2 separate regions of the Homo sapiens genome follow, and region 2 is linked to region 1. Evidence: chromatin contacts called from ENCODE Hi-C data. All regions are on one chromosome and are shown on one strand. Each heading gives the region's core, a stretch centred on a gene start or an enhancer-like site at or near the end of the contact. The rest is flanking DNA. Distances are from core to core; before and after follow the strand shown. Region 1 has its middle 34 kb from the start of CD28. Region 2 holds the start of CTLA4 (cytotoxic T-lymphocyte associated protein 4).

Region 1 (6,362 bases), core at 690-3,189:
GATGGTAATTAGAGCTCTAAAACTTCCGTGCAAAATTGGATTCTGACTTGCGTGATAGTTATCAGGATGACGAGAAAACAACTTTGGGGAAAATCAAAGTACCACTAATGATTAGCTGGTGTTTGCCCAAAAAATGGGTTTTGCTATTAACAGTTGGGCCAACCTAGGCAGCTAAAATACCTAGAATGAATGCAATTTATTTGCTTTTCCCTGTAGAAATTATGCATCTTGATTTTACAAACTCAATTACTGCAAGAAGCTAGAAGGGAAAAGAGGAAGCAAGCATAAGACACATTTCTTATAGGCATCCAAAAACTTGGCAAAACTTTAAATTTTCCTGCCATTTTCAACTCAAATCTTTTATTTCAGTATTTTTACCTACATTGTTTCTTTTGATAGAATTAGGAATCAAGTATTTGAGTGATTATTTATATAAAGTTTGTCTTCCTCCATCAGACTGTACACTCCACAAGAGCCAATGCCTTGTCTATTGTGCTCACCATTACATCCCCATGACAAACATGTGGCCTGTACATGGTAGACGCTCAATGCATTAGTGTTATTGAATAGACTGGATGGGAGATTCGGTTAGTTGTGCAATTAAAGAGATTGGATGGGAAGAATAGTTTGATATGACACTTTTCTCGATGCAAAATGATGCTGTGAAAACAACTGTTATTTTTATTCATTCATCTTGATTCCTTTATTTATTCATCCTAGAGCTATGTGGTGCCTGAACAAAGACTATTAAGACAGTCCCTGGCTTTTAGTGACTCATAGTCTACAGAGAGAGACAGACATAAACCAATAAGTCATAACACAGTGAGAGATGAGAAATAATAAATATCAAGTCAAAGGAGAGAGAAAAATAGCAATCCAATTGTCTCTTGTTGAAATCAGAGTTGTATCTCAGGCAGGCAACCGTCTAAAGTAGAAAAAAATAAAGGACTTAGAACTGAATTTTTGTTTGGTTTTGCTTTGTAATGGGATCATTGAAAATGAAGCCAAACTAAACTGGGGGCTTTGTCCATCTAACTCTATTCAGGTCTTTGTTTAAATATAACTCCTTCAGAGAAATCTCCTCTGATCCCTTGCTGCACACACCCGCTGGGTTAGGTCCCCTCCATGCCCTTTCACTTGACTGAGAAGTCCATAAGGCCAAAGAACATGTTTGTCTAGTCCGCTAACTATTGTATCTCCAGAGACTAGAACTGTCTCTGGCACTTAGTAGGTGCTCAATAAATGTTTAATGAATAAAGTTTCCCTTGCAATGTATTTACTTTTCTTTTTTCAAACCAATTTATCTCACTTTTCCACTCTACAAACAGAAAAAAAACTTCTCCTCTCCAAATAATCTTCTTTGCCTTTTCCTTCAAGATGACTATTTTTCTAATGTTTCAAGACATTATCATTCAATAACTGGAAGTAAATTACATTTTGTATATCTACATCCAGTAGGGAATTGGACCTGAAGAGATACCTGAGGCGTCTTCCTCCACCCCTGCCGAGCATCCTCAAAGACTAGGCCTGTTTGTAGACTCCCAGTTTTCCCATGGGGTTTCTCCACACCTCATATGCACAGTTTCCACAAGATTTGGGCTGAAGAAGGGAGACTTTCTCTTGGAGAGTGAAGTGTTCTCAAGGGAACAATGAAAAGTCAGCATTTACTATCTGTGCCCGAAATTAATTCTTACCCTTTGCTTTCAGGAAAGCGAGGAGGAGCAGCACAAAACCCCAGTTTAAGGCTTGATGTGCTTCAGATATTTAGAAACAGAAATTTAAGAAAGACCCTGAAAGAGCTTCCAGTCCTAAAGCAACAAGTTCTGAGGTCAATGGAGCCTGTGTCTGGTGCTTCCCCAGGCCATCTGGCAGCCAGAGAGAGATATTTTAAGTCATGGCAAGGCATGTGGCAACCTCAAAAACCACACCCTTTGAATGTCAGCCTCCTCCACCAACATGGGTTAAGTCTGACATGAGGCAAGAAATAAAGGCCAGGCCATGAGGACATCAGCCCCACTGAAATGCTGTTGACTTTCAAAAAAATATATGATTAGTACAAGTTTCTTATTCTTTTATTTACTAAATGTTCTGCTGAAAACTGGAAAAGTCAGTCAAATTTGGATGTTTCCAGATGTCCAGATGTGTCCTAGATACAGCCTAGATGTCAAGAAGAAACTTGAATTGATTTAAATATGGGGTATTTTTTTTCACTGTAGAAATATCTCTTCTGAATTATACACAGTCTTTCACATGACCTGGGAGGAAAAAATAAAATATAATTACTGAGGAGGGATATGGTTGATGCTCACAAATATTGGCTAAAAGTAGACATAGGACTAGAAAAGAAAAGTTTAAAAGTTTCTTTTAATAGTGTCCTTTTCTCACACACACACATTAAAATGATTACTAAAAGAAAATATGGGGACTTTTCAGCTGGGATGTCTTGTTTAGAGCGGGGATTGAGAGGTGAAGCCAGCAGGACTTCCTTGGTCGAGTGGGGACTTGGAGAACTTTCCTGTCTTACAAGAGGATTGTAAAACGCACCAATCAGCACTCTGTAGCTAGCAAGAGGATTGTAAAATGCACCAATCAGCACTCTGTACAACGCACCAGTCAGCGGTCTGTAAAATGCACCAATCAGCAGGATCCTAAAAGTAGCCAATCGCAGGGAGGATTGAAAAAAGGGCATTCTGATAGGATGAAAACAGAACATGGGAGGGGCCAATAAGGGAATGAAAGCTGGCAACCCCAGCCAGCAGCTGTAACCCACTCGGGTCCCATTCCACGCTGTGGAAGCTTTGTTCTTTCACTCTTCACAATAAACCTTGCAACCCTCAAAAAAAAAAAAAAAAAAAAAAAGGAAAGAAAAGAAAAAAGAAAAGAAAAGAAAACATGGGGACTTCGTAAAAGTGTATTAAATACATACTTGCTGTTTTCTTTGGAACAGATGTTACATCATTATGTACCAACTGTAACAACTGATGTAACTGAAATCTCCTGGAATTTCCTGTTGATTCTTATTTCATCTAGAAATAAGGATTTCTCTTTGTTTTTTTTTAGCTAAAATAATTCACCTTTAGGGGAGGAGTACCACCTTCTGAGGTCCCGAGTTGATGGCAGCAGACAGAACATCTCTGGATGACCTGGTTCTGGTACCAGTCCTGCTACATATTATTCACCAGAAAAATAGACCAAAGTTCTCACCATAAAAAAAAGAAAAAAGAAAAAAAGATAAGTATGTGAGGGAATTTATATGTCAATTATCCTGCTTTTGCCATTCCACAATGTATACATATATCAAAACATCATGTTGTACACCATCAATGTATACAATTTTTGTCAATTAATTAATTAATTGAACTAGATCAAAGAATTGCTCTAAGATTCTTCTTCTTGCCAGTGTCCCACAATTCTTCAGTGCCCCCACAATTATTTTGAAGACAAATCAGGGAAGGACTGGGTCAAGGGTCTGCCTAAATACACCGTGCAGCTAACTGTTCACTGGAGTTTTAGAGCTTGCTCTCAAAACTTATGAGCCAGATACTACTTAGCCCAGGGCCTGGTGGCTAGGCTGGTTCTCTCATTTCTAATCGAGGGCCTCTGTTGCAAACATGCTCTGCTAGATCCTCAGTTATACCAAGAAGCAGCCAAGCTTGATGCCCCTCTTTGTATTTATTGGAGCTGGAGGTCCTGGAGCAGCAGTGTATCTCTTGTGTCTGGCATTGTTCAATCCAGATGTTAGTTGGGACAGAAAGAATAACCCAGGGCCCTGGAACAAACTGAGTCCCAAGGATCAATACAAGTTCTACTCAGTGCATATGGATTACAGCAAACTGAAGAAAGAAGGTCCAGATTTCTAAGTGAAATGTGTCACTGTAAAGCTGCTTTAGAATGAAGGTTTTCCAGAAGCCGTCCACACAGTTTTCCACTTAACCAGGAAGTATTTCTCCTCTAAATGCATGAAATCATGTTGATATAATGTGTTGAAGATTATACTGATTAATAAATAACTGAAACTTGAAAAAAAAAACTTATAAGCCTAGAAAAACCTGCTGCTTTGTATTTTTTGTTTCTACTTTTGTTTTGCAGGGATGACAACAGTTAATGCTTCAAAAATGACAACAAACTTGGGAGTCATCAGCTCATAAAATATACCTGAAGCCATCAATTGGAATGAAATCACCCTGGGAAGATATATACAGTGAGAAAAGAAATAAAACTGAGATCTGGGCCAGGCGCGGTGGCTCACGCCTGTAATCCCAGCACTTTGGGGGGCCGAAGCAGGCGGATCACGAGGTCAGGTTTTCGAGATCAGCCTGACCAACATGGTGAAACCACATCTCTATTAAAAATGCAAAAATTAGCTGGGTGTGGTGGCGCACACCTGTAATCCCAGCTACTCCAGAGGCTCAGGCAGGAGAATCACTTGAACCCAGAAGGCAGAGGCTGTAGTGAGCCGAGATCGCACCATTGCACTCCAGCCTGGGGCAACAGAGCAAGACTCTGTCTCAAAAAAAAAAAAAAAAAAGAAAAAAAGACTGAGATCTGATTCCCCATTGATAATGAGGGTAGTGGGGGTGTGAGCATAATAAGAGAAGTCCTAGAAGAAGCCTGGAAAGGAGGATCAATATAAGTAGAAAGAAAATTGGTACTATGAAAGAAGCCAAGGGAAAGACTGCTTTAAGGAAGCAATGGTCAACAAAGCCAAAGCTTTCTACAAGTCATGTAGGATAGGATTAAGAAGGAGCCATTAAATACAGTGCTGTGGAGCTGCTATTAGCAATGGAAGTCTCCATGGGCAGTGGTAGCAGAAGAACAATGGCAAGTGGCTTGAGAAGTACACAAGAGCTGGAGCTGTGGACTGAGCTGATATTTATCCTTCCTCTCCAGTATGAATACTCAAGCACAATGTTGCAAAATATGCACTACATAGCTGAGCTTAGTCACAGAAGGAAAGTAAAGCCAACTCCAATTGACTATATGGTGGCTTGAGGTTATAGAGCCTAGACAGATGCTGGTGCTGGGGTCAAGAGTATTAGGACAAGAGACAAGGCATAGACCCTGCAAAAAGAGAGGAAGTAGAACTAAGTCTACTACGTATATCCAAGATCCTCAATGGGCTGCCCAGTCTATTAAAATTGATCTAGAACTGTGCTATCCAGCATGGTAGCTACTACCCATACATGACTATTGAAATTTAAATTAATTAACATTCAGGTTGGGTGCAGTGGCTCACGCCTGTAATCCCAGCACTTTGGAAGGCTGGTGAATCACTTGAGGTCAAGAGTTCAAGACCAGCCTGATCAATATGGTGAAACCCCGTCTCTACTAAAAATACAAAATATTAGCCAGGCGCAGTGGTGAGCACCTGTAGTCCCAGCTACTCAGGAGACTGAGGCAGGAGAATTGCTTGAACCCGGAAGGTGGAGGTTGCAGTGAGCCAAGATCGCACCACTGCACTCCTGCCTGGGCAACAGAGCAAGACTCTGTCCCAAAAAATAAAATAAAATAAAATAAAATCCAACAAAATGTAAAATTCAATTCTTCAATCACACATTTCAAGTATTCAATAACCACATGTGGGTTACTGAGTACCAGTGGCTACCATGTTGGACAGCATACATACAGAACACTTCCATCAGCACAGAAAGTTCTACTGGGCAGTACTAATCTAGAAAATCTCTGGCCACCATCACAAAGAAGCAGCAAGAAGATGTGTTATCTGCCTCAATCTTTGGATGAAGGTGGAAAACTCTCCCAGTGAGAAATTGATACATTAAGCATGTGTCCCTTCCAGGTGTGAGTTACAAATTTGTACCACCCTTATGTGCTAGAATCCCAAGCCAAAAATTTTACACGTAGAGTCCCAGGAGAAGTAAGTGCAGAACACAATACACACCCACAAAACACTCCAGAGTATACATTCACAACCCCAGACACATAGGATTCCACAGTAAAAAGTAATCTTATCTAAAAATGAGCTAATGATAAACAAGTACAACCCACAGAAAGAATTTGAACAGGCACTTCACAAAACTCTCGTACACTATTGGTGAGAATGTAAATTATGTGTCTAATGACTCAGCAATTCCATTCCTAGATATACACAACAGAAATGGGTACATAGAAAATGTACCTAAGAGCAAGTGCCCAGAAACAGTACAAAAGACAAGAAAGTCATAGTAGACTACTCATAACAAACTAAAACCAACTTAACTGTCCATCAATAGAAGAATGAATAAATAAATTATATATTCATACAATGGAATATTTTATAGCAATAGGAATAGACAAATGACTGCTACATCTAAGGGCATAGATGTCTCTCTCAAAAACAATGTTAAGGGAAAGAAGCCAGACAA
Region 2 (7,044 bases), core at 1,411-3,910, 200 kb before region 1:
CTGTAATGCCTGTGATAGTTGAGCTGAGAAAGCAGGCGGTAAGAAAGGGGAGGTGAAGAACCTGTGTTAAACAGCATGCCAATTGATTTATAAAGGACTGCTATGTCTGTGTTAACCCACGTTATATCCCAAATAGTGGTGAAGAAATCAAAAGGAAAGAGGATGGATACCTTCCAAGAATGACTTGCAGGTAATGGCTGGTGCAAAGCTGACTCATGAAGCATTATTTGTCCTTTTGTGGTTTTTCAGTTTGTTTCCAGTATTTCTAATATTGGAGACTCCACCAGATACTGAATGAATCAATCAAAAATTTGAACACAATATTCAAATGCAAGGATGATAAAGACAACTCCGGAAAACGACCACCACAGATTTTTATTTAATTAAAAATATTATACATGTTGTTGCATTTTCATGGAAAATATTGAGTTAAAAACACAAGCAGTGTTAATTTTCAGAAACCTTCATGCACCCCATTCTGCCACCTGCTGCCTTCTTCTGTCCATGGCATTAACCACATGTTTGTAAGAATTGGGCCCATCGAACTGGAGCTTCCTAGAAGGTCATACCTGTGGGTCTCCTGGAGTAAGCCATTGTCTTCAAGACAGTGTTCTGTCAAGTCAACTCAGATACCACCAGCTGTGGCTTCCTTGCAAACCATTGAAAGGAACTGGTGTAAAAGCCCCAAAGCACATGTCAACACCAACTCAGCACAATTCCACGCAATCAAGCACTGCTATGACCTCATCCAGTTTCCAAGCTAGTTAGCAAATGACCTTGTGTTCTACCTGGTGTATTAGTGTCCTGAGCTCCTCCACAAAACTTCCCTGGGACCCAAGGTGGAAAGACACTGCCATATAGTGTTTATATTCAAACCATTAACAAATACACAAAAACATACGTGGCTCTATGCACAATACTATCAAATTAAAATATATATATATATATATATATATATATATATATATATATATATATATATATATATGTATATATGCAATACAACCTTTAGCATCACTGGCTAAAACATAGCCATGTGAGTATTTTTGAAGCCTTGATGTAATCATACATTTGTTTAAGAAATAAAAGGCATAAAATTTAACTTGAAAAGATCATTTCGGCTATAAACGTCTCATACGTAAATATAAGGTGTGTACAATATAGTCTTCTCCCTCGCTCCCTGCCTTTTCCTTCTTTGGGCTGTGCCATTCCCTAACTTAATTCCTTGACCCACATCATAATGCTGCATCCCCATATTAATCCCAAGTGATGCTTTCACTGAAAGTGGAGCTGATGTGACAGAAACATCCCAGCTCTGTCTTTCTACTCCTTTGCTTTAAATTGTAGTACACGTAATTTGGGTTCCGCATCCAACTTTATATTAAAGAGAGATGAATTCCCCCCAAATGCACAAACAAATAAAAATAGCTGGATAGCAAAAAAGTTAGAATTGCCTCAGCTCTTGGAAATTGAAATATGGACTCTCTTCTTCATAATGGTTTCTCAATTGATGGGAATAAAATAAGGCTGAAATTGCTTTTCACATTCTGGCTCTGTTGGGGGCATTTTCACATAGACCCCTGTTGTAAGAGGGCTTCTTTTCTTTAGCTGTCAAACACAAAAAGAAACAGTAATTACTACTGAGGAATACGGAAGCCACTTCTAACCATAATAGAACTCAACACATATTGGGTCCCTAGCTGGTTAAAAATGAATGTTCACAGCATACAGAATTATAAACCTCAGGAGATTTTCTTGATTCAGCTATTAAAATTTATTTTAGATAAATAACTGTGATTTTGATGTTAAATGGCAATCATTTGCCTTGAATGGAAGATAGGAGAAAGAGACTTTGAGAAAGCTTCAGAAAGAACACCCAGAAAGCCTATGATAATTGATCAATCTTGTCTGCAAGGGAACAAGCTTGATAAGATAATAAGCTTTAGTTATCCTGTTTGAGAGCTGTATTTCTCATCCCCACTGCTGAACCTACAGCAAAGGACATCTCTGTCAGGTTGGGTAGAGGATGTTGGAATAGAGTATATCTTTGTGTATGTGTATAAGAGACAGAGAGGGAGAAAGAGAGAGAGAGAAAGAGCGAGAAGAAGGAAGAGGAAGAGAAGAAGGGAGAGAGGGAGAAGGGAGAGTTTGTAATGGCAAAGCTGGCCTTAGGCAGAGGTGTCTGAGAGGGACTGTCAAAAAGAAATCCTGACAGGAGGCCTGATTCCATAATTCTACCTCTTCTACCACCAATACCAACACCTGTGATAAATAAAAACTGGGACTTTCACTTCCTGGCTGAAGGGGAAGGCAAAACGTCCCAGTCAAGCAAACTGGATAACAGGGATAGGTGTCATGTGAGCAGCTACAGCTTCGACAAGGAAGGCACCAGAGTGGCACCCAGAGGTGACTTCCAGGTGATGGAGAGGGACATGGAGAAGGAGAATAAAGACCATCCAAGTGGTCCTCTCTAGCAGCATTCTGCCCAGCCTAATCTCATGTTTCAGGGCTGTTAGCTTAAGTACAGTTGTCATGAAGACAAAGAGCAAAACAGCTGCCCCATGTTATTGCAACGGTTACTCAAATTGAAACCCTGCTCAGAAGCACATGAACATTCAATGTCAAACAAATTCATCTAAAATATTAGTCATTCTGAAACCTCAAATGCCAATGCCTACGGTTCTAGTGCGTTCTTTACCACTGTCCTTCCTCTTCATTTATTGCCTCATCTCATCTCAAGAACACTAAACTCAACATCATCTTTTGGCCAGTTGATACCACTAAAGGTATCCCCATCAGACATGGTGCACCATCAGCACCACACTCACCATTTTGCTCAAAGAAACAGCTGTGAGGAGAAAGCTATAAAAAAACAACCCCGAACTAACTGCTGCAAGGATCCAGAGGAGGAAGTCAGAATCTGGGCACGGTTCTGGATCTGCAACAGAAAACAAAGCAGAGCCTCCCTGAGACAGTTTTAAACTCTAGGGCTCTACTCCCCAACATTGGTGAAAAAAGGACATTAGAGCTTCCAGGCCTTGAGGTCCACCCCTAAATTGCATGGGTAGCCCACCAATAGGTTTGGCTATTTGGGACTACTTCCCCAGGAGCATCATATCATATCAAAAGTACAGATCAAACGTCATGATGGTTAGCACTCCAGAGCGAGAGCCCCAACTTCCCCAAATCATTTTATTTTACAGTCAGAATGCTATTAAGGTTGCCACCCACAATAAGCAAGGCTACCATGTGGTACAGAACTCTTAAAGAGAATGTCCACAGTCCTAAAAGTAAACCTCCTGAAATTAAGGAACAAAACTGTTTTTGTGCATAGAAGACTGCAATGCAACAGGTGTCAACTCAGTGAAATGGCTTTGCTCACCAATTACATAAATCTGGGTTCCGTTGCCTATGCCCAGGTAGTATGGCGGTGGGTACATGAGCTCCACCTTGCAGATGTAGAGTCCCGTGTCCATGGCCCTCAGTCCTTGGATAGTGAGGTTCACTTGATTTCCACTGGAGGTGCCCGTGCAGATGGAATCATCTAGGAAGGTCAACTCATTCCCCATCATGTAGGTTGCCGCACAGACTTCAGTCACCTGGCTGTCAGCCTGCCGAAGCACTGTCACCCGGACCTCAGTGGCTTTGCCTGGAGATGCATACTCACACACAAAGCTGGCGATGCCTCGGCTGCTGGCCAGTACCACAGCAGGCTGGGCCACGTGCATTGCTAGCATGGAAAAGCCAAAGGGAACTCAGTGAACTCATGCTCCTTCATGGCCAAGCCCAGGCAAGCCCTTCTGCCTTCTAGCTTCATCCCCACGGCCTTTTCTCCCCCCTTCAACGAATCTATCACTTACCCCTTCCCCTCTCCACACCCCCAGCCTCCCCTCCATCTCTCAACTGTTTTCCAGCTACTCTCCATAAAGATATTTTCTTACTGAGAAATAGATTCTTCAAGATGGTTGTGGCAGGAAGAACACTGATATGACAAACAGAAGACCTGGCTCTACCATGAAATATGTGATTTGGGGCAAGTCACACTTCCCCCATGTCCTTCATTTTTTTCACATATAGTAAGAGATAATTAGATGAGATGATATGTTCTCTGGTATTCTAAGGTTATGATAGAATGATAGGAGCTATATAGCTCCGGAACTATAATGAGTGGTAGGGGAAATTCTGAAGGTTGAGGTACAGAATCTTGCTTTATCTCTCAAAGTATATGTCAAAAACTTCTGCCTACTTAGTGAGCTGGCCCTGAACCTCTGTCACCCAGGAGTAGCTGTGTCTTGATGCACTGTACCAGCCTCCGCCTTCCCTGGCATTGTTGTAGAGTGGAAGATGTTGTTAGATGAAGGAAGCCACAGAGCCGAGGGCACCAGGTCGCTTCCTCTCTAGGTTGAGGCAACCCTGCTGTTAACTCCTGTGGGCTTCCCCTGACACCACCGCTGCCTCTCTGCCCTTTATTTCTCCTTCCCTTGAACACTCCCATGCTCCTTTGTTCTCTTTTCCCACAGGATAAAGGAGACCAGCTCTCCATACAGAGAGGCTTGCATCAACTCAAAAATAGTGGCTGCATGCCAAATTACCTTCCTGTAACTAACCAGGCCCCTCTCCAGTCAGTCTGACAAGTGAAACTCAAAACTTGTGTTGCATGATGTCACTCATCTGCTCAATCCCTTTGACACTTTACTAACACTGATCGCAAAAACAAATACAATAAATAACATTCAATGAGTCCCCCATGATCCAATTCCAATCTATCACTCTGGTCTGAATTTCTAGGACACACTTTCCTGCTTATAAATCACCCTATATTAGAGACACTAGTCCCTTCCACCAAGCCACTTGCACGGGACATCTGTCCTCAGAAGAGAAAACAGTTTGGCAGCAGCCATTGTCATGTCTATTCCAGCAGCTCTAGCTAGCTAGACTACAGCTTCCTTCCCTAACCCTCACCTCTGCCTATCAGAGATGCCCTCTGAGCATCCTTAGCACTGTGATAACTCCATTGCAGTAGTTCATTACTTTCTGCTCTGTATTAAAGTTATTTGTGAGCTAATCATATCTCCTCACTCTTTTACTTGTGGTTCATGAACTCCTGTGAGCAGTGATTATAGCCCACCCAAGTGAGCACTCAATAATCTTTATTGTATTGACTCTAAGCTTAAGAAATCCTAAATGTCCTGCCCTCTCCCCAAGCAAGCTCACACTCATCACCACTAAATGCGGTCACACTCAACTTTCCAGTATTGGGAGGGTCCTGTTACTGGTTGAGATAAATTTACTTTAGGAAATTTAAATACTTCTAAGAGTGTTTATTTAATCTTTACATATTTAAAACATGTAAAAATAAGAAAACATATATGAATATTTCTTCTCCAGTAAAAATTAAATCATCAAATATCTTTTGAGTACCTACTTCATACAAACTACATGGTTTCTTAACCAAGAAGGTCTAGAGAGAGATAAGGTTGAGATTCAATGGATATACTCATCATTTTAAGCCGTGTAACAAACCTGGTGTCAGTCTCTGAAGAGCTGAAAACTGAGGATCTGCATCTGAAACCCACACGTAGGTCAGGCAACAATTAAGTATTGTATGCCAAACAGACTGGTGGCTTTCTTTCTTTCCTTTTCCTTGTCTTTTTTTTTTGGCAATTTCAAACTTTTATTTTTAAATAATTGGCTAATTAGCTAGTAGAATTGATTAAGAGAACCTTAAAACCTTGAATTAAGTAAAGAAGGCATTCTTCCCACAATTTCCCTACATTTTAAACAAGCTGGCTAATTCATTTATAAAGTATATGAATCCGAGGACCTTAAAACCTTGAATTGTATAGCAAAAAAACTCTTCCCAGGATTTGCTTAAGTCAATTTTTTTTAAAGGAACTTGTGAGCTCATCCTGAAACCCAGCTCAAATGTATTCAGGACTATGGCTATCCTTTCCCTCTTAAATCACTTCCAGTCTCATAGAAGGGTCTGAAATTGCCTGTGTCTCTCTACTAAACCAACTCACATGCATTCATGAAGCCCCTACTAAATACCTGGCGCTCTGTTCTGAGCTATCTCTTTGCCTTATTTGCTGCCGCCCAACTGCTCCCTGCTGGCCCTGGAATACAGAGCCAGCCAAGCCAGATTGGAGTTTTACCTTTAACTTCTGGCTTTGCTATAAATCACTGCCTTTGACTGCTGAAACAAATGAAACCCAGGTAGGAGAAACACCTCCTCCATCTTCATGCTCCAAAAGTCTCACTCACCTTTGCAGAAGACAGGGATGAAGAGAAGAAAAAACAGGAGAGTGCAGGGCCAGGTCCTGGTAGCCAGGTTCAGCTGAGCCTTGTGCCGCTGAAATCCAAGGCAAGCCATGGCTTTATGGGAGCGGTGTTCAGGTCTTCAGGAAGTAGAGCAAAACCTTTCAGGATCCTGAAGCTTTGAAATGTGTTTGAACCCACACAGAATCAAGGACTTTATATAGATAGCTTTGATCCCAGATATGTATTACACATGTGCACACACAGAAGGCACTTGAATAGAAAGCCTTTTTGTTTTGGTTTTACGAGAAAGGAAGCCGTGGGTTTAGCTGTTACGTCGAAAAGACAACCTCAAGCACTCAACTGAACAAAACAAGCCAATCCATGGATGGAAAATGTATTCAATTTGAAACTGAAGCTTCATGTTCACTTTGAGGATCTGGATAACTAAGTGGAGACTTGGAGAATTTCCTGGAGTACAAGGGTCCTCCTAAATCCCAATTTTATTCAATCTTCTGGGCATCCTTAACCATCCAGTCCAATTCATTTCATTGACAACTCCAAAACTACTAGGCTGCTAACTTTCTGAGCCCTTGGGCTAATGGCAGGATTTGTCTAGGCATCATTAATAAAAACTGTATTCTATCTGTGAAGCACCATCCTTCTAATGGTCCCTTGACAGCTTTACAAATAAGTTTATTTCTCCTAAATCCATTTAGCATTTGGTTAAGAGAAAAAAACTAAAATCACAAGAAATAAACTGAAAATAGGCGGAAAAGAAGCTGC

The links. Hi-C counts contacts between places; a loop is a spot of excess contacts on that map. Pooled maps may share reads with other maps.
Region 2: a map with no recorded cell type shows a loop between it and region 1 (6-fold over the local background). The contact joins two enhancer-like sites. A Hi-C loop is called at or near these places in 6 of 37 single-sample maps with no recorded cell type and 4 of 50 pooled maps.

The regions. Positions count from the first base shown.
Region 1 is chr2:203,669,673-203,676,034 of GRCh38, reverse strand. It overlaps the pseudogene LOC100287498. Among named protein-coding and RNA genes, the nearest start is that of CD28, 34 kb to the left of the region's middle. Within about 2 kb of position 1,939, at least 4 of the 41 ENCODE cell types and tissues checked have a DNase peak (open chromatin) inside an H3K27ac peak, as active enhancers do.
Region 2 is chr2:203,867,272-203,874,315 of GRCh38, reverse strand. It overlaps CTLA4 (cytotoxic T-lymphocyte associated protein 4), which reads right to left and starts at 6,545. Exons shown (of 4, transcript NM_005214.5): 1 at 6,265-6,545; 2 at 3,383-3,730; 3 at 2,829-2,938; 4 at 351-1,608. The coding sequence starts at 6,373. The coding sequence ends at 1,504. RefSeq lists a silencer at 2,443-2,532 and an enhancer at 2,753-2,862. Within about 2 kb of position 2,660, at least 2 of the 41 ENCODE cell types and tissues checked have a DNase peak (open chromatin) inside an H3K27ac peak, as active enhancers do.